Linked DNA regions of Homo sapiens: region 1 is linked to region 2. A link is a loop called in an ENCODE intact Hi-C map of the cell type or tissue named here. Cell type or tissue: Calu3. All regions are shown on one strand. Each heading gives the region's core, and the rest is flanking DNA. Links, peaks and the distances in the headings are about the cores only.

Evidence for each region. Peaks named below come from ENCODE experiments on the same cell type or tissue, not always from the same donor. Only the 100,000 strongest peaks of a DNase experiment are listed, where the experiment ranks them.
Region 1: a loop joins it to region 2, with 4 times the contacts of the local background. A loop is called at or near these places in 4 of 110 quality-filtered maps.

What each region holds. Positions count from the first base shown.
Region 1 is chr3:631,082-634,014 of GRCh38, forward strand. All of the region lies in intron 1 of LINC01266 (long intergenic non-protein coding RNA 1266), which reads left to right. Among named protein-coding and RNA genes, the nearest start is that of LINC01266, 40 kb to the left of the region's middle. In Calu3, for the core only: a CTCF peak has its summit at 1,667 (motif pointing right); a DNase peak (open chromatin) is centred at 1,690.
Region 2 is chr3:412,527-415,459 of GRCh38, forward strand. No RefSeq gene overlaps it. Among named protein-coding and RNA genes, the nearest start is that of CHL1-AS1, 28 kb to the left of the region's middle. In Calu3, for the core only: a CTCF peak has its summit at 1,753 (motif pointing right); no DNase peak of the experiment used is centred there.

The DNA of each region.
Region 1 (2,933 bases), core at 213-2,712, 220 kb after region 2:
GAGACAAAAGTTCAGAGACAGTGAATGGTTTTCTTAAAATAGTTCATTGTAATAGTTGGTGAAATGTTTAAATCCAGGTCTGCTTGTTTCAAAGCCTAAATGTTTTCTCTTAATATGTTACAGTCTAGAAACAATGATTAAGAGAATTTGAGAGTATGAAGGGAATACTGTGGTAACAGCAAAGCTGGAAAGATAGAAAGGACCAAGCAATAGTAGACCTTGAATATCAGAACAAGGATTTAATTTTTTTAAATATTATGCATTTATGTATATGTATGTGTTTTCATATTTGTACCCTATCAATAGTAGAAAAATATTGATGAGAAAAGGTCAACTTATTCTAATAAAAATATTTGAAATGAAATATTTCAAATAATGAAGAAATGTGTACACAAATATATGCATATATATGTACATATACATTTATGTGTGTGTATATAAAAATTTTGAGTGGGGAAATGACAGCACATGAAGTTTGTTTCAAGAAGTTTGTCCTGGCCACACAACGTGAGAGATGTTAGTAGATAGATATTTGCGAGACTAGCTAAGGGATGCTTGAGCTAGCTCGAAGAAATAATGAGAGTCTAAACCAAGGTAGTAGCCTTGGGAATGGAGAGAAGGAATGGATGGGAGAGATTATGAGCCATAATGCTAGTTGACATAATCAGTTTCTCTGGACAGTTTCCAAATGAGACTTACCTTAGTGAAACCACATTCTTACACACTCATAAATTTTCTAAGTAAGATAACAAACCAGGTTCCTATGTAGGTGCTAAAAGGCTATAATTAAAATCAACCCACTTATTTAAAAAAATAAAGGTTAAGGAGGTGACTTAATTGGGCCACAGGAGAGCTATCTATTTATGGTGAGAACTTCCTACTCAAAGGATAGCACATCCAAAGGCAGTGCTAGTAAAACATTTGAGAGTTTGGAAATACGAATCTCTGAACTAGGTTATTCTAATTCCACTAATTGGCTGCCACCACCTGCATTAATTGACATACTGACATCTTTTCCCTGCTAGTCCCAAACATATGTGGCCACATTGCCCAAAGTACACAAATTACCCACTAAAGTCAGTGAAACTTATGGCTCCTGCCGACATGGTAGCTGGATTATTATTATTATCGATCCACTTGGCTGCATCTTGTCACTATGTCACAGCTGGCTTGCAGTACTAGGAAAGAACTATTGCATATGCAGAATCTTGAAAGCCATGGGAAAAAAAAGTAAGTGGGGAAAATAACAATGTTAATGGCCTCATAACGTGCTGTGCTTCGGTTTAGGACAAATGCTGGTGAGAAAGTCCAATCCATAGTTTGGCGGAGAGAGTGTTGGCTGGCATTAATGCAAAAATTTTATTTAAATTTTAATTATCGGTGGATAAGTGTTTTAGATTTTGTGAACATCCAATTTGTAAGTTAATTTTGGAGTACCTAACCCAGAAATCACATAATCTAAAATCATTCTAATGAGTTTGGCCGTGACTCAATTCACAGTTAAAGGAGAGACGTTACTCCAAATTTAGTCTCATTTTTGGATCATGAAAATTCTTAGATTGGGTCATACACACCATGGTGCCGAGTAGTGCTTAATTAACTTAATAGGCCAAGACTTCATTCCACATGATCCTGTGGGATTTGTGAAAGCGTTGGTAGCCGAGATAGAAGCCAAATCAAGAATGTACCACCAGGTGGCGCTTAAGGACTTCCTTTCTTCACATGTCACTCAGTCAATCCAGGATTTATTGATGTGAGAAAGTGTAACACTAGATACGCATTTCCAGAAGGGTGGCATGAAACTTCTTTAAAGATTTCAGAAATAATATAGTGTTTCTAATCATAGGATTGGGTCTATCTATTTAGTGAGCGAGACCACTCTCTACACACACATAAAGGAGACAAATGTTATCAAACAACAATGATAAAATTACGTTTTGTGAGACAACTGTGTTCATTAACGCATTTTTTTAAATCTCAAAACATACAACATTATTTCATGTTCACCATCTCATTTCTTGCAAGCGGCCTATCAAGTAAGTAGTATTTATTATTGTCATTCTTTTCCTAGAAGAGGAAATAAACACCCTAAGAGATTAATCAACATCACACAATTGGTTAATAACAGAGCTTGTAGTGTAATCCAATGATCTACTCCAAAGCCTGAAATCTTAACCAATGTGTCCATCTGCCTCTGATATGGCACTGGTTAAAGTGTAGATGATTGTTCTAGTTTTCAACAACTGGTGTTTAAAATTTAGGGGAAATTTTAAAGTTTTAGTTGACATTAAAGTTGCATTGAATTTCCTTTCTGGTAAAAGAAAGAAGCAAAAGGTGGTGGTCAAGTATATTCAGTAATAGACACAGAAAGACTATAATAGCAAGTATAATACACTTGGGCCGCCTTTGTGAATTAATTTAAAAATGATTGCATGCCTGGAATTGCTTAATATGAACTTCCCAATAGAAGAAGCTTTGAGTTACCCTTTCTTGTTAATAGGATTGTCACTTTTTTTCTTTCCAACTCTGAACAGCAGATAACACTGTATAATACTTGTCCCAACAGAGGCTCCAAATCAGTAGAGGATGGAAAAACACTCTTATTCAGAGACCCATTTTCTTTGTTTTATAAAAACCTGTTGGGAAGAAGGTTAATCACAAACAGAGATGTAATTCGGCATAGGGAAGACTTCCTTCCCTATTTTGACAATAACCTTAATCTTAATTACTTGATTCACTCCAAGGAAGAGTCAGATTAATGTACCTGTTAGAACACCACCTAGTTTCTCTAATTAATGTAAATTGTAAAATGTTCAGGAGGTGTTAGAAATCAGAATGTAGTTTGTTCCTATAATTTGAAAACATCCTAATCAGGATGTGTTCTTGGAGGAAAGGGCTCTTTGTGTACCTCTAAGAAAAACAGTGAATTTTTC
Region 2 (2,933 bases), core at 224-2,723:
ATGGACCACTGCTGAAGTTTTACTTTTATTACATGGTTATTTGATTACCATCTCTATTTATCCTATTAGTCTAAAAGTTTTATGAGGGCAGGAGATGCACCTTCATTTTCACTGGAAATACCATCTGCCTAGCACAATGTCTTGTATCTGCTGGGCATTTATTAAATGTTTACTAAATAAAAGAATAAAAGTCACAAGGAGAGATATTCAAAATAATTAATACATTTGAGAGAATGTCAGTCTAGATGCATGAAAGAAGTCTCTATCTGCACCCCAAAAACTGTTCTTACCCCTTGTGTTTTTCATCTTAATAAATGACTCCACCATCCACCCAGTAACTCAAGCCAAAAGCTTTAGGATCATTCTTGAATCCACTCTTTCCTCATTGTCCTACAACCAACCCATAGTCTCTTACAGTGCTAACTCCAAAATACAGTTTAAATCTATTCATTTTTCTCCACAGTCATTGCTACCATCCTGGGCTAAGCCAAAGGAATCTTTTTCCTGTTACTAGCCTTCCTTCATTCTTGTCCCTTTCTCCAACCTATAAAACAATACCAGGGAAATCTGTAAATATAAGTCAGATTGTATTAGTGGTTTCTCAGTAAATTTAGCCACAATCCCAAATGTCTAACCACATGGCTGTATATTAGCTAGCTCTGCCTACCTTATGACCTTGGCTCATATATTCTTCCCCCAAAAGCAAAGCTTGTGCCACGCTGCCCTTCTATGTATTTCCAGAGCCCACCAAATCTCTTTCTTGCCTCAGGGCACTTGCAATTGCTGTTCCTTCTGCCTGGAATCTTTCCCCAAATTTTGTGTGAGCTCACTTATCACCATTTAAGTCTCTGTTTGAAGGTCACTACGTCAGAGAAGACATTTCTAATTACCAACTCTAAAATAGCCAGGCTCTGTGATATTATTCCTTTTAATTTCTTCATAGCAATCATTACTACATGAATTTGTATTCTTATTTTTTTTCTTCTCTGTTCTTATTACAATTTAAGCTCTATGAGAATGACTTTGTCTTGCTCACTGCTTTCATACCTAGAATTGGCTCCAGAATATAACAGATGCTAAATTTTTAGGTAGATGAATGAACTAAAGCACTAAATGGAAAAATACAATAAATCATAATAAGAAAAAGCCAAATTAATCTTATCAAAACCTATTGGCTCGAGTTTTTAAAAAATACTCATATATTTAGAATATACAGTTGCCTCCACCAAAAAGCCTTGTATAGTGCATAAACACATAAAGCTGCTCACAGCAGAACTGATCAAACTGCCAAAAAAAAAAAAAGATTTTTCTTTTACAGCTGATGCCAAGCCCTTTCTTTTTTCCTTTTAGGGAAAGAAAGTCATTATTAATGTTTTATAAAACAATAACATGACATGTAAATCAGTAATTCCAGTTATAAGAATCAGTACAAAAAATTTCTTTGCTAAATGTCAGTATCTTAAAAACAATGAAGTTAACTGCAGTACAATATGCATTTGAATAATTATAATGAATTAAAATGTTTATAATATATGACTATAATTTCATAGGAAAAATGTTCATATTATAAAAAATGTGAATTCTTGCATAGAGTATGAGAATCAACTATGCTTTAAAATAAAATTTTAAATTTCCAACACTTTTTTTGATTAAACAGTGGATAATAATAATAGTAATAATAAAAAGCATACTGTTTTAATAAAAGATGTAGTTAAAATCTCAACCACTAGATGGAAGTGTTTCAAAGTAATATAAACTGCCTTACAGAAAGCATCCTACAGTCAAGATATTTTTTCCTCAAAGGCAGTTTTCAAGCTTTAGCATGTATTATGTATGTATTACTTAGTTTACACTCCTTCTTTCACTTCTAAATTGTGGCCTTATTATAATAATTATTGACTTTCTTTGATGTAAGTTTTTGTAAATTATATAGTTTTTTTTTTCCTAATTTAGAAGGGGTAAGTGTTTTTCAAACGTTAACAAAGTATGATAAAATAATCTTGTTATAATACTTAGGACTTAACAACCAGTTTTCTAGTTTAACATTTTAAATACCGGTAGAAAGAGAGGGAAATAATGTCTGAATTATTTATATTACCTATTTCTAAACAAATCGATATTTCTTACCTTTTTCTTTAATGTATAGGAATACCTCATTTACTGTGATAAAATATTGTCTGATATAGATACATAAATACAATAGAGTACTAATACCTGTGAAGTCATGAAGATAAAAATGAGTTCAAATATGTAAATACTTTAGAACAGTACCTGTCATATGCAAAATGCTAATCACACATTATGACATGTTAATTAAACATTTTTATAAAGCTGTCCAACTGAGAAAGTATAGTTATGGTCGTGTTGATAATTCTACAGTAAAGGATAAGGCTCTATCTGAAATAAGCTCTTTATCTTCCCAAGAAAGGGCACCAGATGACATCTGAGTTGACGTGTATTGTAAATAAAGCCTTAATTTCAAAATTGAGTTGAACTTTAACTTTAGCACATAAAAATTAAATACTTCTATGTAATTGGCTACCACCCATATTAATACCCTCAAAGCCCAGTGGGCACCCGCATCACCTGAACGGCTTGTTAAGACAGACTGGTGGGCCCCAGCCCCAGAACTGTTAGTTTTGTAGATCTGAGGTGGAGCCCAACACTTTGCGTGTTAAAAAAAATTGCTGTCGATCTAGGAATCACACCTTGAGAAACATTGGCCTACTACGGTGCATGGATTTGAACATAATCAGTTAAACTAAGGAAAATTCAGAAAGAATGAAAATAACTCCAAAATATAAGAATGTTCCATTAATTATTTGAATACTCTTTTTAAAGAAGTAGCAAATTAACTTTCAGAATGAAAAAGTTATGACATACTTCCTTCAAGATTTGTGAACCAAAATTCACAGCACAGTCATGTTTGCCCT